2 separate regions of the Homo sapiens genome follow, and region 2 is linked to region 1. A link is a loop called in an ENCODE intact Hi-C map of the cell type or tissue named here. Cell type or tissue: CD4-positive, alpha-beta T cell. All regions are shown on one strand. Each heading gives the region's core, and the rest is flanking DNA. Links, peaks and the distances in the headings are about the cores only.

The links. Peaks named below come from ENCODE experiments on the same cell type or tissue, not always from the same donor. Only the 100,000 strongest peaks of a DNase experiment are listed, where the experiment ranks them.
Region 2: a loop joins it to region 1, with 2.5 times the contacts of the local background. A loop is called at or near these places in 2 of 110 quality-filtered maps.

Annotation. Positions count from the first base shown.
Region 1 is chr4:89,249,336-89,262,274 of GRCh38, forward strand. GPRIN3 (GPRIN family member 3) reads right to left here. Exons shown (of 2, transcript NM_198281.3): 2 at 1-898. The coding sequence starts at 775. Among named protein-coding and RNA genes, the nearest start is that of GPRIN3, 52 kb to the right of the region's middle. In CD4-positive, alpha-beta T cell, for the core only: CTCF peaks have their summits at 5,602 (motif pointing right) and 5,801; a DNase peak (open chromatin) is centred at 5,646; H3K27ac peaks cover 3,311 bases.
Region 2 is chr4:89,345,771-89,358,709 of GRCh38, forward strand. No RefSeq gene overlaps it. Among named protein-coding and RNA genes, the nearest start is that of GPRIN3, 44 kb to the left of the region's middle. In CD4-positive, alpha-beta T cell, for the core only: no CTCF peak of the experiment used is centred there; a DNase peak (open chromatin) is centred at 7,931.

The sequences.
Region 1 (12,939 bases), core at 917-8,916:
CTTGGGGGCCCGAGGCAGTGACAGAGGGCTGCTTGTTCTCTGAACATCCAGATTCTCTAGTTAGAGGTTTACAGGACCTCATTTCAGAGTCACAGATGGCTCCCTGCCTTTCCCCTTCAGGTCCACCTACAGGAGAGGATGAGTGACTGACCACCCTGGCTGCTGTCACTGGAGTCTGCACTGTTCCCTGGATTGTTTCTGGAGAAGGAAACTCACAGGACACCTGATCTTTGCTGCTACTGAGGACGCCTCCCACAGGACAACTTGGTTTCTCAGGTTGCTCTCTATTTGAGGTTCTCTGTGATCTCATCAGGGAATCTTCAGGCATGGATGAGGTGATGGCATTGGGCTGATCACCTGGGATGGACTGGCAGGTGTGCTGATTGGCGGGCATTGTCAATGGTGTGTGTATAAGATCCCTTCCTGCTGCAGAACTCGGGGCTGATGCTGCGGGCTGGCTGCTCCCTGGCAGCTGGGGATTGCCGGGAGAGTTGAATGTGGCAGGTGCTTTCTGCACTTCATTGAACACACCAGGAGAAGACATATCTGGTTGGGTGGTCTCATGCTCACAAACCTGCATCAGGGCTTCGGCAGCTGCCCTGGGGCTGAGGTCTGGTTCTGCAGGGGCACCTGAAAAGCCATTGGCATTCTTACACAGGAGAGCTGGTCGATGCCGAGGTGAGGCAGCCTGTGGCTCTCCTAGATCGTCTTCTTTTCCGGAAGCTGCAATCAGGGAAGTTTTAGCTGATCTCAGAGGGTCAGGTACAGTCCCCATGGAATTTCTCTTCAGGAGCACTCCAGAGCTCTCTTGAGTACTGGTCCCACTGGTGGGGGAGGGGAGCGCAGTCAGAGCTCAGAGTGATGACACAGTCAGGGATGATTCCTCTGAAGAACCAGCCTGTGAATCAAGGAAACAGCATCATTAATACAGTACGTCGCTTAAGGATTGAAAAATAAACCAAACTGTCGTTTTTATAAGAGCACATTAAAAACTTTTCTTCCCATACCTGTTGATATAAAAATAGACCTTGTGGGGAGGGAGAAGAAAAATAAATAAATAAAAATAGACTTGAGAAAAAGATTTTGAAAAAAATTATAATTACGAAAATATTATTTTGATATATTAGTTTCTGCTTGCATCCCACTAATGTCTAGCAAATAGGTTTTTCATGTATCTACCTAAGTTTGCTAACTACCTCAAAAGTTATTGGTGTAATCTGACTTAGCAGATGTCAGAAAATCCTGTAAAGCCACTCTAATTAAATCAATAAGTAAGTATTGAAGTAGGCATAAACAGATATGTGAAATAAGAAATCTAGGGATAGATCCAAATATAAATGGGGACTTAATCTATGACAAAAGAAGTATTACAATTTGGTGGTGAAAGGCTGAGTTATTTCATAGAAGGAGTTGGCAAACTGTTCATGCATCTGGAAGAAAAGAAAAGTAGATGTTTATATTATACCAATTCCAAAAATAAATCCTAGATGGATGCAGTGGATTAAAGGTTAAAATATAAAATAAATAAATAAAATCATATAAGAAAACCTACGAATCATAAATGTAATCTAGAGACAGGTGAGCTAGGCTTTTTCTGAGATGGTAGAAACACTGTAAGAGAAAACAAACATAGGTGACTAAATAAAATTCAAAACCTGAATTTTATGGCATGACAAAAGATGCTATAAAAAATACAAGATTTTGGGGGAAATAAAAAGTGTATAACCCTAGAGGGCAGGCAAAAATACCTATAATATAGCAGGAGCTCTTTAACATTTATGAGGAGATCAAATAATCCATTGAAAAAATGGATAACAAATATAAAAACATAGTTTACAAGATACGAAATTTAAGTAACCATCAAGCTTATGAAAAGATGATCAAATTCATTTGTAGTCAAATAATGCAAATAAAGTAACAATGCAATTTGACTTCACACCAGTTGCATCTGCAAAATCTTAAAAAAAATAGACTTTTAATAGTAAGGTCTAGGGAGACCTAGCAAAAGGAAGTGTTTTTATTAATTGTAGGTGCAAATAAATATGTATTGTTACAGCTTTCTTATGGAGGCAGTTTAATTTTTAAAACTATAAATACACATTTCCTTGACTCAATGATACCAACTCTATCAACAGAAATAGAAACACCAACATATATGAATATGGGGATGTTTCCTGAAGTACTATTTGTAGAAGAAAAACAGACTGGTCTTTATAAATAGGCAGAATGATAGGAAAAGTCATGATGTAATTCTACTACAGAGTATTATGCAACCAGTAAAGTAAATAATTCAGCTATAACTTTTCACATGGAAGAGATTTCCTCAAGGTATGATTGAATGAGAAAAACAAGGTCCAGAAAACAGCATATACATTTTCATTTTTGTAAAACAATGACCTAAAACACTGCATATGTATGCATACAAACAGGCACACACACAGATATGTCTGTGTATGATTACATAAATTCTAAAAACATTTGGAATGAGACATATTAGGTGTTAAATAGAGGGAGAGTGATAAGTTGGGGACAGAGAGGGGAGATGAAAGTACCCAAAGGTGGAAAATGCTGAATTTTAAAAATCAGAAATGATTTAGGGCATATCATTATGTAAAATTATATGTGTGTGTTTATATATAAGCTTTTTTTTTTTTTGAGACAGGGTCTTGCTCTGTCACCTAGGCTGGAGTTCAGGGATGCAGTCATGGCTCACTGCAGCCTCGACCTCCCAGGCTCAAGCTATCTTCCCACCTCGGCCTCCCAAGTAGCTGGGACTACAGGTGAATGCCACCATGCTCAGCTAATTTTTAATTTTTTTGTAGAGACAGAGTCTCTCCATGTTGCCCAGGGTAGTCTTGAACTCCTGGACTCAAGTGATCCTCCTGCCTCAACCTCTGAAAGTGCTAGGATTATAGGTAGAAGCCCATGAACCTGGCCTATAAGCATTTTTTTAGAAAGAATAACTAGACACTAGGTCATGTGGACAAAGCAATGGATCAGAAATTAGTGGATGACTGTGTTTTAATATTTATCATTAATAAGCCATGTTACTTCAGGCTAATCACTCAATCTTTCTGAACCCCAAATTAACTCACTGGCAAAATGAATTAAATGATTTCTGAGGATCTTTCCAGCTCCAAAATTCAAGGATTCCACTTCTTTGCACATGATGAATAATACATCAAACTGTATGATCTTCACTCAGGCTACAAAGTGTCAAAATAAGGCAAAATCAAATCCGGTTGGACCTAGATTTTGAAAATACATAATTTTATCCTTTAGCTCAATGTAATCCAGGTGATCTACTATCACATAAGATCTAACAATAAATAGAATGCATTTTCTCCTCTAAACAAGCTCTTCCTTCTAACTTCATTCTTTATATGAATAGGTTGAATATTTTCCCATCCCTGGTCTTAACTGCTTTCTGCTCAAACCATTTCTGTAGGTTTCTATTCTATTTCTTCCTTACCCCAGTATTCTGTTGCAAAATCACTTGCTCTGCCCCAGCCAGTCTTTCACTCTGTTTTGCATTTGTGTTTATTATACTTTTCCTCCCACTGTCTGCCCTCCTCATCCTCAAAAAGCCTACCTATTCTTCAAGGCCCCACTTAAATCCCATTTTTTTTCTGAAGTCCTCTAAAGCCTTCAAGTTATGAAGTCTCTCTTTTCTCAAAAAAGAAAAAAAAAAAAAAAACAACTCCTACAGGTTGGTTGGTCGTCTGTGTCCTTTGTATTGTTCTTTTCATGCACTGTTTTCGCACCATTGTTACTTATATAAATGCCTCATTTTTCCAAAAACACTGCAAGCCCCGGAAGGAAAAGAAAGAAGCCTATTGATTCATTTCTGTTGACTCCAGAGGACACAGTGCAGGGTCTTGTGCATAAAAAGTTGTTAATTGATCCTGTTACCCTCCAAAATGGCCATTATTACAGCTCTGCCAAATGTCAAACGTACAGGAAAATTTGATCCATGGCATGAAATGTTAAGAAAAACATAATGTAAAAGAGTGCTTTTGGAAGTGAGAAAATGGTGTTATCTTACTTATTAAACTTTATGTGTCTGTAACCCAGGTTTAGATAACTAAAACCAAGAACGCTGAACACCTGCTACGAAAAGTTGGAAGGTCTCATAAAGCCAGGAACACAGAATATCTCCTGTGTTGTAAGGCTGGTGCCAAGGAAGTTAATTCGCCAAAGAGGACTATAAAACATGAACAGCTCAAAGTTCAGCAACTGAAAGTTAAAAGACTTAGATGAAGATGACTTCACAAAACTCTCAGAAGTCCACTGTGTTTACTTCCATTTCCAACACATAGCTAACTTTTAGTTTAACTTTGAAAGTGCGTTTTATTTCATTTGCTTTGCTAATAGAGGTTTAATTGTCCATCAATTGAAGTTCAAGAAGAAAAGCCCAAATTGCTTGGCTAAGACCTAGCACTTGAAATCTCTGTATTTATGCATAGATAACAAATCAATACTACTCTCCAATCTGTCTGCTAATGGAATTGTCACAGCATCTCCCTGAGCCCAGAAGAGACTCGCCGAAGTTCTGAACCAACACTCCTTCCCTCCCTCACTGACTGGCAGAAATCTATGGGCTCCAGTGGGTCAGGCAAATCGAACATTTAAAAAGTATAACTACTTGTTGGTTTAGAATGGGGAGTATGTGTCTTTATCATCAACCAGAGTCCATTATGGTAAGATTTAATAACTTGCACTAAAAATGAGGTGCAAACAGGTGGCCCCCAGACTTAATGAGTCCCTTCTACAGAAGGGTGTGTTGCATCTGGGTGTGTGTGTGTGTGTGTGTGTGGAGTGTGTGTCCTGCATGGTTTTCTCTTCCTCCTTCCTTTCCTCTTCCCCTTCCCTTTCTTTTTCCTTCTTTCTCTTTTTTTAAACCTTTTTTTTAAGTTCAGAGGTAAATGTGTAGGTTTGTTACATGGGTAAACTCATGTAACAGGGGTTTGCTGAACAGATTATTTCATCACCCAGTTATTAAGCCTAGTACCCATTAGTTAGTTTTTTTCTGATCCTCTCCCTCCTCCCACTCTCCACCCTCTGATAGGCCCTAGTGTCTGTTGTTCTCCTGTATGTGTCCATGGGTTCTCATCATTTAGCTCCCACTTAAAAGTGAAGTATTTGATTTTCTGTTGCTGCATTAGTTTGCTAAGGATAATGGCCTCCAGCTCTATCCATGTTTCTGCAAAAGACATGATCTCATTCTTTTTTTATGGCTGCATAGTATTCCATGGTGTATGCGTATCACATTTTCTTTATCCAGTTTATCATTGCTGGGCATTTAGGTTGATTCCATGTCTTTGCTATCGTGAATAGTGCTGCAATGAACATACACATGCATGTGTCTTTACGACAGAACGATTTATAATCCTTTGGAATATACACCATAATGGAATTGCTGGGTTGAATGGTAGTTCTGTTTTTAGGTCTTTGAGGAATCTCCACAATGTTTTCCACAATGATGGAACTCTTTCCCTTTTTCCTTCCCTTTCTTTTCCTTCTTTTTCTTTTGAATTGAAGAGATCTTTCATAAAAATCCAGAATTCTCCCTTGCCTCTATTTATTGTTAAGGTTTGCATTTCCACATGGCAACCACTAGGTGGCGCTGAGAAGAACTGTCCCCCTTGACGGGCGTGGACTCTCCAAGTGACCAGGAGTCCTGCTACACTTGTTAACATTACTTACCTGGGGTTGTGTGTGCAGCTGGGTTTGAAGACCTTGCTCTAAGAGTACTGACAGTAGACTTCCCACTCTAATTTGCAGGCCTCTGAGGGCAGTCTGACATTGTGTTTAAGAACATGGACTCTGGGGCAGACTCCTTGGATTAGAATATCAGTTCCACCACCTAGCTTTAGCTCTGTGTGCTTGGGCAAGTAACTCAACCTCTCAGGGCCCCAGTTTAATCTATAAACTGAGGATAATAATAGTACAGCCTCATTGGGTTGTCATGAGGAATAGATTTGGCCTTTAGAACAAACAGCAACTTGGCACATATTAAGCACCATAAAAGTGTTAGCCTCTTTTAGAAACCTTGGTATTTAAGCTTTTATCTGTGTTAAAGTAAAAGTTATTCTGACACTTGTTAAAATGGTAAGAAGACTTTATTCAGGACTTTTGTGATGGGTATCAAGAATATTGCAATAGAGTAGAGAGATGGGGCTCAAATTCAAATACAACAAGAACAAGTAGAGATATTTAGCCAAGGAGAGGGTTGTGGTGGGGGGCAGGTGTGTCAGTGGATGTAAAATTACTAAGAGGAGACATCAAGCGAAGGGGGATTTTTGCTAAACCACTTAACAAATTCTTGCTGAAAGCATGGTTGACCAAAGCGATCAGATGTCAGGGATGGTGAATTCTCTCTAAGCTGGCTTAGCAAGGTTCTTGCTAAAACTGGACTCTGCAAAAGATGAACACAGATGCCTAAGGTCAAGACCTGGTTGAGAAGAGGGCTCAGCAAATAAAGGTTTTCTTAAAAGACTCTCTGTAACATTATAAATTCTTCCTGAATTGAGCAGAAATCACACAGAAGCTAATGGTACCTCTGAGTTTATCTTTAAGTTTAATGGGAACCGTATCCTTGACAGCAGACTCTTTTGGCACCTATCCTTAAAATCGTGAGCAGAGACTTAAAGCCTTGTTCTGGTAATACAGCAAGACTTCAGGGTAAACATTATCCACCTTTTACAGGGAGGGAAACTGAGGCCCAGAGGCTAAGTAACCCACTCAAGATGGAATACCTGTAATTCCTGTTGAACTGAATTCTAATGGATGCGAATGCCTGGACCCTTCCTATGCTGCTTCCTTATTAACTGTAACCATGAGAAGAAAATGGAAAGAAAGAAAAAATTTTAAAATTTTTATAGATATCTATATATCTATATATATCTCCCTAGAGGAGAGGGAACCTTCTATTTGCAAGTGATTTGCAATCCAGGGGCAGCCTAGATGGCATTAACATCCACTACAGTGACATTCATAACTGGTCACCTTAGGGAAAGTCCAACCAGCTTGTTGAAAGCTGACACTGTCACTGACCATTCTGAAAATAGTGAGTTCCACTACTATGCCATGCTGCCTATTTTCATAACAGACACCTGCACTTAATAAGAGAGGCAGCAGGGAATCTCAGCCCTTTGTGACTTCCCCCAAAGCCACGCTGATGGGAAGAGCATTAAGCAGAACGGATGGGGAGAGGTGTGGTGGCCCTGGACCGACAGGAGGCTGATGTAGTGCAGGTCATAGTGATAATCCTGTGGGCAGCAATTACCTTAGCCCACTTCAGAACCACTGCACTGCTAGAACAAGGGCTCCAGGATGTCATCATGCCTCTTTAGTGATATTAAATAAGAGTTACAGGGACCTCAGTGAGCACCTTTCTTTCCAGCCATCTGACAGCTGTTTTTAGTAATCAGATAGCTCCTGCAAAGACCCTCAGAGAACAGCAAGGCAAAAAGTAAGAGATTACTAATCCTCAAGAAAAGAGTAAAGAAAAAACATCATCTGGCATCCTATTCAATCTGATCTAATTGCTCCCTTTAATTGGGAACTTTTGCCTGGATCATTTGCATTCTGAACCCAGCAGATTCTGCCAGTGCAGAGTTTGAAGGAGAAGTGATTCAATCCTAGGAAACAGCCACAGGCTGGGAAGAGCAGTCCCTTCTTCTTTCTTTAAAAACATCATACCGGGGCACTAACAGCTGCCTAAAATGCACTTTTTGAAGACATTAGCTGAAAAATTGTTTTGTCCCTTCAGACTGTGGCTAAAGCAAGTCAAAATGGCTGAAGAGAAAGGAAGACTGCTTTGCTTAGTGCTACTAACAGTGTCATGTGGACTTTCAATTATAATGGTTACTTTAATAAAAGGCTCATGAGAAACAAGCTGCATCCCTTCTCCCCATCCAGTTTGTCTTTTCAACATTGTTCTAGAAAAACGAGCGCATGGCCTGTTATCTTACTGAATTCCACTGTAAGCAAGACTGGATAAAAACCAAGAGGTTAAAAAAAAAGGGGTTTAAGAAGCACGATGACCCTAAATATTCCCCCTTTTGTCAAATACAATTTGAACAGATGGCTTCTAAATTCACAACAGATTAGAATCATGGGACAGCAAGCACTTATTTCTTGCTTTCTCTATTGCAGACACTGTTCTGTATGTGAACTCATCTACTCCTTAGAACAGCTCTATAAGGATGGTCTTACTATGTGCCCTGCTTTGCAGATCTGGAATCTGAGGCAAGGTCACACCACTAGTGAGTTGTGCAGACCGAATTTAAATCCAGACCATCTGGCTCCTGAGTCCACATTGTTAACCAGTTTTACACAGGGAAGAGAGACCTCTTTTAATTTTTATTTTTTGTGGAGGCAAACTCAATGACTTGGACAAGCAGCATCATCAGACAGTAAGAACAGTAACAGAAAACTCAAAAAGCATAGTGGTATAGGAACATTCCTTTAAACCCTATTACTAACCGAAGCTAATAAAGGTCAATTGGGCAATACAGAAATCCGATACAGAAATCTTCATAATGATTAATCCAGTTTGGACATTTTAAGAGCCATAGACTCTTCTGAGAAGTTGATGAAAACCATGAACCCTCTAGAATCACATGCATGTACGTGTACACACACATATTTGCAGATCATTTTAGAAGGTTTACGCTCAGTGTTTTAGGGGAGGGAAAATTCTTTTTCCTCTTACCTTCCTAGGTTCTCTGGCTGGAGCCCTGAGAACCTAGGAAGGTAGTAGGAAAAAGAATTTCCAGACAAACGCCAGAGTATCAAAAGAAAAGCATATAACTGTATTTAACATAAGCTTTATGTGACATAGAAGCCTTCAAAAGGAAATGAAGACTTGTAGAATGGTTAAGCCTGAGCATTTTTTTTTTTTGAGACAGAGTCTTGCTCTGTCACCAGGGTGGAGCACAGTGGTGCCAACCTGCAACCTCCACCTCCTGGGTTCAAGCAATTCTCGTGCCTCAGTCTCCCGAGTAGCTAGGATTAAAGGCATGCACCACAACACCCAGCTAGTTTTTGTCTTTTTAGTAGAGATGGGGTTTCATCATGTTAGCCAGGATGGTCTCCATCTCCTGACCTCGTGATCCACTCCCTCGACCTCCCAAAGTGCTGGGATTACAGGCATGAGCCACTGTGCCTGGCCAAACCTGAGCATTTTTATAGTAGGGTTGATGAAGAGTGGAAAATCATGGAAAAATGTGATAAGACAAATGGGCAGGAGCTAAGAGTAGTAAACTGCTGGAAACTTAGCAAGGCCTGTTCCTTTGACTCCACTTGGATTCCCTCTGGGTATGGGGAGGGCACCCCTCACATGAGGGTCGTATGACCTGCTTTGGAGAGAAAGGGGCGTGAGAGTCCTTCCTGTACTTGCCATTTCTCAAATTCCTTCAGCTTAAAATAGTCACTATGCCAAGGCGCCCTACGTCGGGGTAGTTTCTGAGCCCTGTCACTAGCAGCCTTTCCACGGCTGCACATTAGTATCCTTTTCTCTATGGCATTGGAAAATGTCACAAAATAAAATGGACCTGCTTCAAAGACTTGTTATGAGCTCAAATGAAATAGGTTAAACACTTAGCATGCTGCTTAGAATATAATAAACAATCGTGAGTTATTATTCTTAAAAATTCGTATTTTGGCATAATTTACCTATGGAGGCAGGAATTATGAAATGTATTTTACAGAGAGTCCATCTTACATGGTCCAACATTTAAATAAGTTTACTATATGTTCCCCTAAATCCCAATCTAAAGACTACCACTTGAAGAAGTAACATTTAGCTAACTTGAAAATTAACACACAATAAGCTTTATTCTTTTTCATTCAGGTGGGAGGAATAGACTTTTTTGGTCCGTTTTCAACAAAAATATTTTTTAAAAAACTTGAACTCTTCTCCAGAAGAGGTGATTAAAACATTTAGGTTTGTTATTCTTTCCTTCTCTAATCAAGCTGGATCTTACCATCTACTTGGTTTGCCTGACAAATATTCAAATCTGAATATTTTCTTCTTTTGCAACTCAGCTTTGAAGGACTTCAATTGCAAGCTTATTTTAATTGCAAAGAGAATGCAACAGGATCTCAGGGCTAATCTCAGGGTTAAACAACACGCTAATAAAAGTAAACTAGGCAGCCTCCATTTGCATGTTTTTGCATTTGCATTTTAAAATCCTGTGTTAGATATGATCAAAGCTGCTCTGCATCCCAATTTTCTACAGGATATATTTAGCACCAGTAAAGTGCCACTCAGCCTTACAAACAAGTATTCTTGTCCTTGCTGCATTCTTGACCTTACTGATCTTGCTGCCTTTTTCTCTGGCTGCCACACTGCCCCCCTCTACCACCCCCAACTGTTCCAGGTTCACATTAAAACAAGTCTTCCACTCCACTTGCTTGCCTTTTGGCAAAGGCATCTTCCAAATGCAGAGGCGGACACCTAAGTGGGAGATCCCTGCTATGCCATAATAGGCTGAGAGCTTATTGGTAATTTCTGCTTTTAGCTCACATCAGACACCACCAAGTCAGACACCACCAAGTTCAAGCAGTACTCTTGCCTCAGCCTCCTGAGCAGCTGGGATTACAGATGTGTGCCACCACACCTGGCTAATTTTTTTGTATTTTTAACAGAGAAGGGGTTTCGCCATGTTGGCCAGGCTGGTCTCGAACTCCTGACCTCAGGTGATCCACCGGCTTCAGTCTCCCAAAGTGCTGGGATTACAGGCGTGAGCCACCACGCCTGGCCCTACTTGGGTCTTTAATCACATTGGAGGATGGAAAAATGTCTGGTGGCAATATTTATACAGTGAGGAATCCACAGGGAAAGGGAGCTGTTCACTGAGATGGTGCCTTGGGGGCTCTTCTGCTCTTAGAGAACACAGAGAAACCCAGGAATAGGCAAATTCCTCAGGGTCTTATGGTCTATACCTGCTCTGTGCTCCCCATTTGCTGTTTGCAAGGAGAACCAGGCTGCCTGAGAGAATGTGGGGTGCTCTGCTCTTGAGAATGAATAGCTTCTTTGCTGGGGCCACAATCTTCAGGTTTGATCTGACAGTTGTGATTAAAAAAGCGAGGAAGAGAAGGAAAGAACCCGTCACTCTCTTGCTTTACAGTCTGTAAAACATTAAGTTAGGCATCGCGAGTACATAAAGGTTTTGCTTTTTGCCCTTAAGGAAATATCAATCCTTTTGAGGAGACAAGACAAATTCAATAAGAAGCTATAAGTGAGCAAGAGTGTATATAATTAAGTGGCTTAATGCAGTGGTAATAAACTGCTTTGTAGATGTTCAAATCAGGGAAAAGGCCAATATTTCTAATTCAATTGACATTTCCTGTATAGCTATTCTATAGGCTAGAAAAAGTTGCCCCTATGTAAGTAAGTCTAAAGAAAAGTGAACATTTGAAATAAGAGAAAGGTGAATCAAGTAAAGATGAAAAAGAATGGTCTTTCATTAAAGATAAAATAATCCCTTAAATCACACAAAGACAATTACAAAATACTGCTGACATCCATTCATTTATTTAATAAGCTAACTGCCTTTTTGTGCCAGATATTCAGTATACAAATATAAATAAGACACACTTATGTCTCTGAGGAGCTCACACTTCCTGCATTAAACAGAATTAAAGTGTTGTAAAAGAAACAAAACACAACCCCCGCCCCCCAATGTCCTATAGAAGTACAGAGGATTTGTCATTTTATTCAGCACAGATCTTAAATTAGAGTGGAGAATCCTAAGCTTTGTAAGACGTATTTAATATGATCAAGAGGAGCTAGATGTTAATCTAGGGTAGAGTTTCTCACCCTGGAACTATCGACATTTTGGACCAGATAGCTTGTAGTGGGGAAGGGAAGAAAGGAGGATTGTCCTATGCACAGTAGGATGTTTAGCAGCGCAATGCTGGCCTCCGCTCCCCAGATCCCAGTAGTGCCCCTACTTCCAGCTGTGACAATAAAAAATGTCTCCAGACATTTCTGGGAGGACGTAATTGTCCCTGATTGAAAGAACCACTGATCCAGGAGGTGAGCATATTTACCTTTGATAGACAGAAATCTCCTTAGAATGAATGCCTGTGAGTTGATGTAAGATAACTTATTCCAGCTGGATATGACTTAATGATATAGTTTTCGGCTCTCAAGTCAAAGAGAGCACTTCTCATACTCTACCTGTGAGAATGCAAGTTAGTATAATTCCTATAAGGAACAATTTGGCAATGTTTATCAAAAATGCCAGTTTGTATACACTGACTCTGCAATTCCACCTCAGGTACTAATGTTGTAAGTAAACTAAATAAATGTGCTAATTGATATATGCACAAGGTTTTTCACTACATGAAATAACAACAGATTAGAAGCAATTTAAATGTCCATTAATAAGAAGTTAGTTATAAAAATTATGCTATTTTGATGAAATGAATACTAAGCAGCCATACTCAGTAACGAGGAAGCTCTTTAAGAATTGATATGGGGCTGGGTGAGGTGGCTCCAGCTGTAATTCTAGGACTTCGGGAGGCTGTAGGGGGGTGGATAGCCTGAGCTTAGGAGTTCAAGACCAGCCTGGGCAACATGGTGAAACCCCGTCTCTACTAAAAATACACACACACACACAAATTAGCCTGGCATGGTGGCACGCGCCTGTGGTCCCAGCTACTTGGTTAGGAGGCTGAGGTGGTGGAACTGCTTGAGCCTGGGAGGCAGAGGTTGCAGTGAGTTGAGATGCTGCCACTGCACTCCAGCCTAGATGACGGAGTGAGACCCAGTCTCAAAAAAAAAAAAAAAAAAAGAATTGATATGGAATAATCTCCAAAATACATTTTTAAGTAAAACAGCAACTAAAACAAAACAAAAATCCAATAATAATAATAAAATTTCAAGATACTGGCATATTTTGTATGCTACCATTTGTATTAAGA
Region 2 (12,939 bases), core at 3,029-11,028, 99 kb after region 1:
TCTCACCATGTGACATGCCTGCTCCCCCTTCACCTTCTGCCATGACGATAGGCTTCCTGAGGCCCTCATCAAAAGCTTAGCAAATGCCAGCACTGTGCTTCCTGTACAGTCTGTGGAACTGTGAGCCAATTAAACTTCTTCTCTATATAAATTGCCTGGCCTCAGATATTTATTTATAACAACACAAAAATGGCCTAATACAACAGCTTATCTTAGATCACAAAAAAGATACAAAAAAAAGCAACAACAAAGTTTATTCTTTAGCTGCACCCCAGTCCTTCTCCAGTCCATTTGACTTTTTGTCATCTCAATTTACATTTTTTTTTGAGACAGGGTCTCACTCTGTCATCCAGGCTGGAGTGCAGTGGTGTGATTATGGCTCACTGAAGCCTCTAACTCCAAGGCTCAAGTGTTTCTCCCACCTCAGTCTCCTGAGTCACTAGCACTATAGTGGGTGCGTTCCACCACATCTGGCTAATGTTTTAATGTTTTGTAGAGATGGGGTCTTGCTGTGTTGTCCAGGCAGGTCTTGGCCTTCTGGCCTCAAGCAATCCCCCTGCTTTGACCTCCCAAAGTCCTGGAATTACAGGCATGAGCTACAGTGTCCAGTCTCAATTTATATATTTTTATACTGCCTATTTCTTTTTTTTTTTTTTTTTTTTTGAGACAGAGTCTCGCTCTGTCGCCCAGGCTGGAGTGCAGTGGCGGGATCTCGGCTCACTGCAAGCTCCGCCTCCCGGGTTCACGCCATTCTCCTGCCTCAGCCTCCCAAGTAGCTGGGACTACAGGCGCCCGCCGCTACGCCCGGCTAATTTTTTTTTTTTGTATTTTTAGTAGAGACGGGGTTTCACCGTTTTAGCCGGGATGGTCTCGATCTCCTGACCTCGTGATCCGCCCGCCTCGGCCTCCCAAAGTGCTGGGATTACAGGCGTGAGCCACCGCGCCCGGCCTACTGCCTATTTCTTAATAGGTTGCAGTAGTTAATGTTTTTGATAGATTTGTCTTACAGGCTTCTTACTAGAGTTGTAAGTGGATTTCACACCATAATTACAGTATGGGAGTATTCTGGGGTTGTCTATGTTGTTTTCCAGTGGGTTTTATACCTTCAAATGTTTTCTTTTTACATATTAGGGATTTTTTTCCTTTCTGATTGAAGAACTTCCTTTAGCATTTCTTATAAGATGGGGCTGGTTCTATGAGTTCTGTCAACTTTTGTTTATGTAGAAAAGACTTTATACCTCCTTTATATTTTAAAGATAGCTTGTCTGGATAAGATATTCTTGCATGGCCGTTTTGTTTTTGTTTCAACATTTTGAAAGTGTTGTTCTACTCCCTCCTGGCCTATGTGATTTCTGTTGAGCACTCTGTTGCCAGATGAATTGAAGTTCTTTTGTATGTTATTAGCTTCTTTTCTCTTGCTGCCTTTAGGATCCTCCCTCTCTTTGTCCTTGACCTTTGAGAATTTGATGATTAAACTCTCAAAGTTTAAACATTGTCTGCCTTGGGATAGTCTTGTTGGGGTCAAATCTGTTTGGTGTTCTCTGACTTTCTTGTACCTAGATATTTGTATCTTTCTCGAGTTTTGGAAAGTTGTCAGTTATTATTTCTTTAAATAAGCTTTCTATCTCTTGCTGTTGCTTGGCTCCCTCTTGAATGCCAATATTTTTTAGATTTTTTTTTAGGTAATTTTCTGTATTGTGTAGGCAATCTTCTTTTATTTTTATTCTTTTTTTCTTCTTTGTATTTTCAAATAGCTTGTCTTCGAATTCACTGATTCTTTCCTCTTCTAGATCTAGTCTGCTGTTGAGAGCCTCTAATGAATTTTTCTGTTTAGCAAATATATTTCTCAGTTCCAGGATTTCAGTTTGATTTTTAAAATTATTTTAATCTTTCTGTTAAATTTTTATGATAATTTCCAAATTTCTCTTCTGTGTTATCTTGGAAATCACTGAGTCTTCTTAAAACTGCTGTTTTGAATTCTTGTGTCAGGGAGCTCATATATCACTATCTTGTTAGTGTTAGTCACTGGTTTATTGCTTTGTTTATTTGGGGAGGTCATGATTTCCTCTTTGCTATCGTTTCTTGTAGATGTACATCTATGTCTTTGCACTGAAGGATTATTTATTTATTCCAGTCTTCCTGTCTGGCTTGGTTTGGTTTTTATTGGATATGTTTGCTTAAGAATTATTTAGAATTTACCTGCTGAATTTCTTTTTTTTCTCTCCTAGGTCATGGCCTCCATTTCAGTACTAATGGTGCCTTAAGTCCAGGTTTGCTTTGGCTCTAGTAAATGATAGGAGTCCTATTCTGCATCCTGAATGCGGAGGTCCAAAAGAGGATATCCCAGTAGTGTGAAAAGGCTGTCTAGGAGTTCGTGCCCAGGAGAACTGTGAAACATACTTCCTACAGCATGATACTGCTGAACAGTCACTCTAATTTGGCATCTCCTTTAGTTGAGTCACAGAGCAGTTTCCAAGGCTGGAAATGGTAGTCCTACCTCTCACCTTTGTCTCTGGCTGTCCTCAGGGATATGTCTTCCTTCAGGAACTCATGATGCCTCCAATGGTTTGAGGCACGGGCAGGTCTCCTGTCAAAGAATCCAGGATTGTGTGGAAGGTAGTTTTCCACCTTGACCTCACTTTTTCCAGTTTAGAAACCATGAGTTAAGGGAAATTTTCTATGCACTTGGTGCTGGGAAGATTTAGGGGAGGGACTTCATGCATATAAAACAATCTGATTCTCTTTTTTTTATTATTATACTTTAAGTTTTAGGGTACATGTGCACAATGTGCAGGTTGGTTACATATGTATACATCTGCCATGTTTGTGTGCTGCACCCATTAACTCATCATTTACATTAGGTATATCTCCTAATGCTATCCCTCCCCCCTCCCCACAACCCACAACAGGCCCCAGTGTGTGATGTTCCCCTTCCTGTGTCCAAGTGTTCTCATTGTTCAATTCCCACCTATGAGTGAGAACACGTGGTGTTTGGTTTTCTCTCCTTGAAATAGTTTGCTCACAATGATGGTTTCCAGCTTCATCCATGTCCCTACAAAGGACATGAACTCATCATTTTTTATGGCTGCATAGTATTCCATGGTGTATATGTGCCACATTTTCTTAATCCAGTCTATCATTGGTGGACATTTGGGTTGGTTCCAAGTCTTTGCTATTGTGAATAGTGCTGCAATAAACATACGTGTGCATGTGTCTTTATAGCAGCATGATTTATAATCCTTTGGGTATATACCCAGTAATGGGATGGCTGGATCAAATGGTATTTCTAGTTCTAGATCCTTGAGGAATCGCCACACTGTCTTCCACAATGGTTGAACTAGTTTATAATCCCACGAACAGTGTAAAAGTGTTCCTATTTCTCCACATCCTCTCCAGCACCTGTTGTTTCCTGACTTTTTAATGATCGCCACTCTAACTGGTGTGAGATGATATCTCATTGTGGTTTTGATTTGCATTTCTCTGATGGCCAGTGATGATGAGCATTTTTTCATGTGTCTGTTGGCTGCATAAATGTCTTCTTTGGAGAAGTGTCTGTTTATAGCCTTTGCCCACTTTTTGATGGGGTTGTTTGATTTTTTCTTGTAAATTTGTTTAAGTTCTTTGTAGATTCTGGATATTAGCCTTTTGTCAGATGGGTAGATTGAAAAAATTTTCTGCCATTCTGTAGGTTGCCTGTTCACTCTGATGATAGCTTCTTTTGCTGTGCAGAAGCTCTTTAGTTTAATTAGATCCCATTTGTCAATTTTGGCTTTTGTTGCCATTGCTTTTGGTGTTTTAGACATGAAATCCTTGCCCATGCCTATGTCCTGAATGTTATTGCCTAGGTTTTCTTCTAGGGTTTTTGTGGTTTTAGGTCTAACATGTAAGTCTTTAATCCATCTTGAATTAATTTTTGTATAAGGTGTAATGGAGGGATCGAGTTTCAGCTTTCTATATATGGCTAGCCAGTTTCCCAGCACCATTTATTAAATAGGGAACCCTTTCTCCATTTCTTGTTTTTGTCAGGTTTGTCAAAGATCAGATGGTTGTAAATGTGTGGTATGATTTCTGATGGCTCTGTTCTGCTCCATTGGTCTATATCTCTGTTTTGGTACCAGTACCATGCTGTTTTGGTTACTGTAGCCTTATAGTATAGTTTGAAGTCAGGTAGCATGATGCCTCCAGCTTTGTTCTTTTGGCTTAGGATTGTCTTGGCAGTGCAGGCTCTTTTTTGGTTCCATATGAACTTTAAAGTAGTTTTTTCCAATAACTGTGAAGAAAGTCATTGGTAGCTTGATGGGGATGGCATTGAATCTATAAATTACCTTGGGCTGTATGGCCATTTTCACGATATTGATTCTTCCTATCCATGAGCATGGAATGTTCTTCCAAAAAATCTGATTCTCTTACCATCTGCTCAGAATTTTTTAACTTCTCTGTGGCCCCAGGAACTGACTCATTCTCATATTCGAGTTCTGGGATATTGCTGGTGATAATCATGGTGCTATATATTTGTTTTTGGTTTTCTTTAGTGGGACTAAAGCCAGCTTACATTTAAAACACTATTTTGGAACTGGAAGACCCCCGATATTGTTCTTTTGAATAGTGCAAAGCCTGACTTCTATTGTGTGTTGGGCCCGTGCAGCTTATGTTGCATTTAGGGTATTGTTTTTCTTTTAAAATATGGGTCTAGACTCTACTCTCTATAAGAATAAATGCTTATCTTTGGAAGAGATGTGTAAGTCCAATTCAACAGGTACTCCTGGAAGATCAGCAAAAATCTTGATTCCTCACTTGATACCAGAATGTACCAAAGCCCTCTGGACTACCTAGAACTTCCTTTTCCCAGCCCAGAGGTTTGTCTGAACTAAATAATCATGATGCTGGGAAATGTGTTATTGAGTACAACTCTCTTTCATGTGTTATCTGCTGATATGAGCAAATTTTAAAACAACACTAACTTTGGGGTAGAGGGTGAGTTTCCTCACAATGGTTTAGAATACATGTTATCTGCCATTCTTTCCAATGCTGGTGACCTGAGGACAGGAAAACAAGGCGGCAAGATACTCAAAAGACTGAATGTTAAAGGCCATCTTTTTGATGCTTATCTCTTGGACTACTAAAAATAAAAATCAGATCACATGCACTGTTAAAAATGTTTTCCTTTGCACCTCATATTTACCTCTCTCCTGATATCCGTGAAGATCCTATTATAGCTCAGAACTTCAAGATACACCCATCAGTGAATGAACTGTGGCCCCGGCAAGCTGAAACAGGTGGGGAGAAACATCTGCTAAGGATGGGCAGCTAGCTGTCAGGAAGATGGTTCAGGAACAAGTACTAGACAAACCTCCTCTTTCCCAACTTAAGCTAGAAGAAAGTAACAATGGAAGAGAAAGGATACTGACACTCAGATCACAAGCCAATTGAGGTAAACCCTCAAAATAAAAGCTTTTAAATCAAATACACTTTTGTCTTTTCTAGAATTTGTGACTTTTTAGAATTTGATATATGTTATCATTTATCGTACTTTCAGTCAAGACTAGCAGTAAATATTCAGTCACGTTAAGAATGTTGAGCTAGGAAAAGGATCAATATTGATGCACTGTAGCAAAAGAGACAAGCCAGGTAGTACTTACTGTCACTCTAAGTGAAGTATGGCTGCCAGAATAGTCAATAAAATAAAAGAATACCACAATAACTATTGACAGCATGTCTTAACTCAGTAACATGCAGCCTATTCAAATAATAATTATTATTGGTACAGCAAGTAAATTAGTAATATCATGTATGGCCAGCTGATTCTGAATTTTGTTAGAGTCTCTTAAACTTGAGGATTTAAGTGATTTGATAACACACTGATTTAATCTTGAATATATCCAGCTGCTCCAAAGGCAGCACACATGGTACAGAAGAGACAAAAAGACGAAGATGTGACTTCGAGTCTGAGGAGCTACAGAGTGTAGTCAGTTACAAAAACAAGTCCTAGAGCCTGACTGCCTGGGTTCAAATTCCAAGGGCACCTGATCTTTCCAAATTTAGTGTTTTTGTCTATAAAATGGGGATAAAATTAGTACCTATTGCAAGAGGTTTTCGTAAGGAATAGCTGACATAATTTATGTAACGCCTTTAAAGGGTATAGTGTAAGTGTTTAATAATGTTTACAGATTATCAACATTGCCATAAAAAGCATGTATTTGCCCACATAATTATATCCAAGGAAATTAAAATAAAAAGTGGATTCTATAACGAGCCACACGATCAAACCAAACTAAATCTCACTGCTTCATTAATATTCTCCCACATACTTCTTTTACTAACACTATGTCTATAAAGGCAAAGCCAAATGAAATGCTAAGCATGCATTTGTTTATTATCAATAATCATAGCATGAAATTTATTTTTTGGACATTTCATAATTTTTTATTACAAAGTCATTCAAAATCATACATTATAAAAAACATTCACGTAGTACAGAAGCACATGCAGTAAAATGTTGAAGTCCTTTTATTATTTTCCCCTTCACCCCCCTAATCACCCTTCTGATAGTACTGTTTCTTAAAATAACTTTTAAGTATATATGTGTGTGTGCATATGTGTGTGTGAATTATATTGTAATGTGTATGTCATCATGATTATATTTTATAATTATGTTACGTATAACATAATTTAATCTTTTTAAAGTTAATAGAATTATCCTAAATAAATTGTTATTTGATATGCTTTTTTAGTTAACTTTCTTTTTTCTTGGTGACCTTTCCATGGCAGTACAAGTGAACATAGCTCATTATTTTTGGATATAATACATCGTTTTAAAATATAAAGTGATATGCAGTCATGTGTCACTTAACACAGGGATATGTTCTGAGAACATACACTAACAATTCATTGTTAGGACATTTTGTCATTGTGTGAACATCACAGAGTGTATTTACACAAGCCTAGATTGTGTAGCCTAGGCTAAATGCTATATAAACCTGTATGGCATGCTGCTGTGTTGAATACTGCAGGCAATTGTAACACAATGGTAAATATTTATGTACTTAAACATATTTAAAGACAGAAAAGGTACCATAAATATGTAGTATAAAAAATTAAAAATAACACATCTGTGTATGGCACTTACCATGAATGGAGCCTGCAGGATTGGAAGTTGTTCTGGGTGAGTCAGTGAGTGAGTGGTGAGTGGATGTGAAGGACTTGGACATTCCTGTACACTGTGTAGACTATATAAACACTGTACACCTAGGCTACACTAAATTTATAAAACTTATTTTTTTCTTTAATAGTAAATTAACCTTACCTTACTATAACTTTTTACTTTATAAACTTTTAAATTATTTTTTAACTTTTTGACTCCCTTACAATAACACTTAGCTTAAAACATGAACGTATTGGCCAGGTGCGGTGGCTCAAGCCTGTAATCCCAGCACTTTGGGAGGCCGAGGCGGGCAGATCACGAGGTCAGGAGATCGAGACCATTCTGGCTAACACGGTGAAACCCCGTCTCTACTAAAAGTACAAAAAAATTAGCCGGGCATGGTTGCTGGTGCCTGTAGTCCCAGCTGCTGGGGAGGCTGAGGCAAAAGAATGGCGTGAACCCGGGAAGCGGAGGTTGCAGTGAGCCGAGATCGCGCCACTGCACTCCAGCCTGGGCGACAGAGCGAGACTCCATCTCGAAAAAAAAAAAAAAAAAAAAAAGAACTAATTGTACAACTGACCAAAATACTTTTTTCTTCACAATCTTATTCTATAAGCTTTTTAAATTTTTTAACCTTAATTTTTTTTTCTCTAAAAACTAAAACATAAACACACACTAATGTGTGCAGGTCTACGCCTACACAGGGTCAGGATCATCAATGTCACTGTCATCTACCACCACATGTTGTCCCACCAGAAGGTCTTCAGGGATGGTAACACCCATGGAGCTGTCATCTCCTGTGATAACAGTGCCTTCCTCTGGGTACCTCCTGAAAGGTCAGCCTAAGGCTCCGCTACAGTTAACTGTAAGTAAGTAGGAGTAAAATACACGCTAAAATAGCAATAAAAAGAGTAGTATAGTAAATACATAAACCAGTGACACAGTCAGATATTATTATCAAGCACTATATAGTGTACATAACTATACTGCTATAGTTTTATATGATTGACAGTGTAGTAGGTTTATTTACACCAGCATTATCACAAACACATGACTAATGCCTTGTGCTACAATGTTTCGATGGCTACAATGTCACTAGGTGTTAGGAATTTTTCAGCTCCATTATAATCTAATGAGAGCACCATTGCAGATGTGGTTCCTCATTGACCAAAAGGTCATTGTAACTATATAGAGAGAATATATACAACTGTGTATAACTGCACTATATTCCACAATGTGGGTACTCTACACTTTAGCCATTTTCCATTTATGAGTAGTCTGCATACTTCCAATTTTTCATTATTTCAAACAACGCTATACATACGGTTTTGAGTTTATGTAGGAAAACTGTTTTAGAACTACATAAGATTTGCACGTTTATGGTTTTGAAAGATCCTGCCAAATTACCCTACAGTTTTGGAGTCTCAACCATGATATACAAAAGCGTTTCCCTGCACTCTGGCCAGCAGTGCATGGAGGGACAGTTCAAAATCTTCCACTCTAATATTGTTTTATTATTTGTTATTTATTTTTATTATTTTTTATTTTGAAGTATTTCCTTCTTTTTTGTCTCTTGGTATTTTTAAAAAGTAAATTGCTTCTTCATATGTTTTGCTTTCTCATTGTGTCATCTTTTTCTCTGAGTTGAAGCTCCTTAGGTATTTTAAATATTAATCCTTTTAAAAATATATGTTGCAAGTATTTTCCCATGATTTATTTGCATTTTGTAATTGTGTTTATGTTGCTTGATTTTATGATTTTGGGGAATTATATCTTATTTAAGATGGCCTCCGCAACCAGTATTCTAAATTAGCTCCTATATTTTCTTCTAGTATTTGAAGCAAAGGAGAGAGGTCCTTGGTGAGAAGTTCAGTTTAAATTGTGGCTCTGCCATTTATCAGCTGTGTGTCTCTAGGAAAGGCACTTAGACTCTTCAGATTATAAATAATTTGTAAAATATCTTGCATTAACCCTTATTTGGAATTAACTACAAATTTTACTGATGTATTCGCTCACTGTTTATTTTAAAATCATATTGTACTTAGTATTTGTTAATTGTGAAATATTTGGCTATTATGAAACATTCTAAACATACAGAAAAATGTTGAGAAAAATAAAAGACAGACTTGAGTAATTATGTAACAGGTTTATCATATCTTGAGATTTTTGCCATATCAATTTCTTACACATGTGAAAAAAAAATTAGACACAGTTGAAGCCTCTGTGTACCTCTCCTTGGCCCTACTGCCTTACCCGCTCCCTGTCGCCATGCAGTGCTGTGCTTTATTTCCCACGCCGTTTTAAGTATTTTGAACACACACACACACACACACACACACACACAACATTGTTTTGTGTTTTTTTGTTTTTGTTTTGTTGTTGTTGTTTTTTTCGAGACTTAGTCTCATACTGTCGCCCAGGCTGGAGTGCAGTGACACAATCTCAGCTCACTGCAACCTCCACCTCCCAGTTTCAAGCGATTCTCCTGCCTCAGCCTCCCAAGTAGCTGGGATTACAGGCGCCCCGCCACCACGCCCAGCTAATTTTTGTATTTTTAGTAGAGACATGGTTTCACTATGTTGGCCAGGCTGGTCTCAAACTCTTGACCTCGTGATCCATCTGCCTTGGCCTCCCAAAGTGCTGGAATTACAGGTGTGAGCCACTGCACCCGGCCAGTTTTGTGTATTTTTGTGCTTTAAGAAGTGGTATTATACTATTACACAATTTTGCAGCTTGTTTTTTTTGAGATTTATTTTTGTTGCTTTAAGTAGCTCCAGCTTGTTTTTACACCTATTATATAGTATTTGAGGCATTAAACTACAATTTATGAATTTGGTTGAAATTTACCATCATTTATTTATGCTCCTCTTGATTGAGGTTTTAGTTTTAAACTTTGCTTCATTTTATTTATTACTTTGCTGTTTAAATAACCCTGTTATGTCTTCTTGAGAGTATGTTTTAGGTTTCTGAGGCTAAATATCTAGTCATAGAATTGCTGGGTATATGCACACTTTCCATTGAAATCATTAATAATAGATATTAAATGGATACAGCCAGATTGCTCTTCAAAGAGGTGGAACCAATTTTCACTCACTCGTAGAGCATATGTACTTTCTATTTTTTAATATCCTCACTACAAATATTTTCTGAACTCACTACTTTAAAGTTTTGATTTTTACATTTAAGTTTTTAATTCATGTGGGAATGCTTTTATCTTTGTAAAAAGTGAGGTAGATTCCCATATGGCTAATCGATAACCCCAGCACCATTTATTGACTAGTTCATTCCTTCCCCAATGATTTGTACCACTTTAGTTATCCATCAAGCTTTCCTAAATGCCTTCTGGGCTCTCTTCCAGGTTCCACAGCACTGTTTGTTTTTCCTTGTCCTAGACCACAATTGTCTTAATTACTCCACCTTGTTATGATTACTATCTGAAAAGGGAAGCCCCTATTTTGTTTTTCTTCAACATTTTCTATTTTCCTTGTCCTTTATTCTCCTATATACATTTTAGAATTGACTTGATGGTCTAAAATTGACCACAGCAGTTGGAGCCATTAAAACTATAGACCTAGGGTATTTTTGGAAGAATAGGACATTTTAATATATATGTTCTTATTTTTCTTCTTTCTTTCTTTTTTCTTTTTTCTTTCTTTCTTTTCTTTCTTTCTTTTTTCTTTCTTTCTTCTTTCTTTCTTTCCTTCTTTCTCTCTCTCTCCCTCCCTCCTTCCCTCTCTCCCTCCCTCCCTCTCTCTTTCTTTCTTTCTCTCCCTCTTTCTCTCTCTTCTTTCTTTCCTTTCTTTCTTCCATCTCCCTCTCCCTCTCTCCCTCTCTCTCCCTATCCCATCTTCCTCTCCCTCTCCGTCTCCCCTGTCTCTCTCCCTTTCCTTCCAATCCCTTCATAGAAGCACCCGGTTGATGGACATTTGAATTCTTAGACCTATGCTTCATGCATCATCTTCTAACTGTTCTTTCATATTTATGATGATTTAGTTTTTTTTCTATTTATTTGGGGCAATATCTAAGGTTGATTTTTCAACTGTGTTTCATTTTCTATTCTTCCCACTTATTGATCATTTTAATAATTTCTTTCTCTTAGCAGCCTTATTCTTAATGGATGAATTAACCTTTTGAATCTTTCAGAAGTTACTGGTTTTGCTGATTTTCAAATGCTCCTTGGTTGCTTTAGGGCATTAGTTCTTTTATGAATTTTATTAGCTTTCTTTCATGTCATTGCATTTGCTCAAAGGATTGCTGAATATTCATTAGTCTTTTCTACCTAGAGTTGATATTTTGGACTGCTGTTGGCAGCAGAATATTTCAGTGTTCAAAGGAAAGTTTATGTTTTCCTGGAAGTGAACACAGATTCAACAAGAGACTTCACTCCTTGTCTATATGTGTGCATGTGTGTGTGCATGTGCGTGTAGATGTGTGTGCATGTAGCAAAAACATGGCCAGGTTAGCTTTCTTTTAGGGAATACTTGTTATGTATTTTCTAAGTGCAGGACCTTTATGTCCTCATGGCTGCACTAAGTCCCCTGAGGCACAATCCTGCTTCTCTATTTTCAGTGTCCTTATGGGTGCACTAAGTCCCCTGGGGCACAATCCTGCTTCTCTATTTTCAATGTCCTCATGTCTGCACTAAGTCTCCTGGAGCCCAATCCTGCTTCTCTCTTCCCAATGTCCTCATGGCTGCACGAAGTCCCCTGGGGCGCAATCCTGATTCTCTGTTCTCGAGCTCCCATTTTATTGGCTCTAAATGTGGTCTTAGCTGAAGGCCAGTTGCTGAGAGTCAGCTTCTGGAAAAGAGATTGGCCCAGCCAACAAGAAAACTACTCTTTTAGGCCCCCGTGGCCTTTCCATTTAACATTACTTAATGATTCAGCACTGTTGCCTTTCTCCATCAGTTCACTCTCATCAGAAACATCTTTCTGTTCTCCTGTGCTGAGGACACATTTCACGGCTTGACAGGATTGCTGAGTATTTGTTATATCATTGTAATATGATTTTTTGAAAGAAAAGAGATAAAGCCAGACATCTTGAGCTAGAAGTGTTTAGTCAACAGTTGAGAATTGAGTGATACATAATTTCCATTGTGTTCTGTGCTGTCATCAGAATTCAGTGAGATAATACGTTCTCTGCACTGAAAAACCATGTCATAAGTTTGTATTTTCCACAGGACTAAGAACAATAAGTATTTTTACTGTTGAATAGCTAAAACCACCTTTTTTCAAAACCAGATTAACTCCTCCGAATTATCTAGATAAATGTTCCAAAATCTTCCACTTATTGTTTCAAAATTTATAGTGCTTTTTGCCTTCTCAAAATATCATCTTTCTGTTTTCAAAACTAAGCTGAGAAATAGTCTCAGCTTTTGAATTGTAATGCAATGTTTTTGTTTTTTCTTTTTTTCTAATTTCTAGTACCCAGGAGTTAGACCAATGAGCGCTAAGAGTTCTTGGAATAGGGTGTATGTAGAGGTACCTTAAATATAAGGCTCCAAATGGAGGCTTAGGGCTCATTCCTTCCATTTGCAGCCTATATTCAACACTTTTCTATTTCATTTATAATGTTACGCTCCTGTGGGACAATGGACATACCTCTATTCTAGAATTTCTCCAGTCTGTTGTATTTAGATTGTGAGTACCTCAAGGGTGTTTACATTTTCATTGTTAATACTATAAGGAGAAAAATACCTGTAAAATATCTGTCACTCAATAATAATTCTCTAAATGAATCAATCATATTTTTAAAAACATATTTTTCTGCTATACTAAGTATAAATGGCTCAAGCAAAG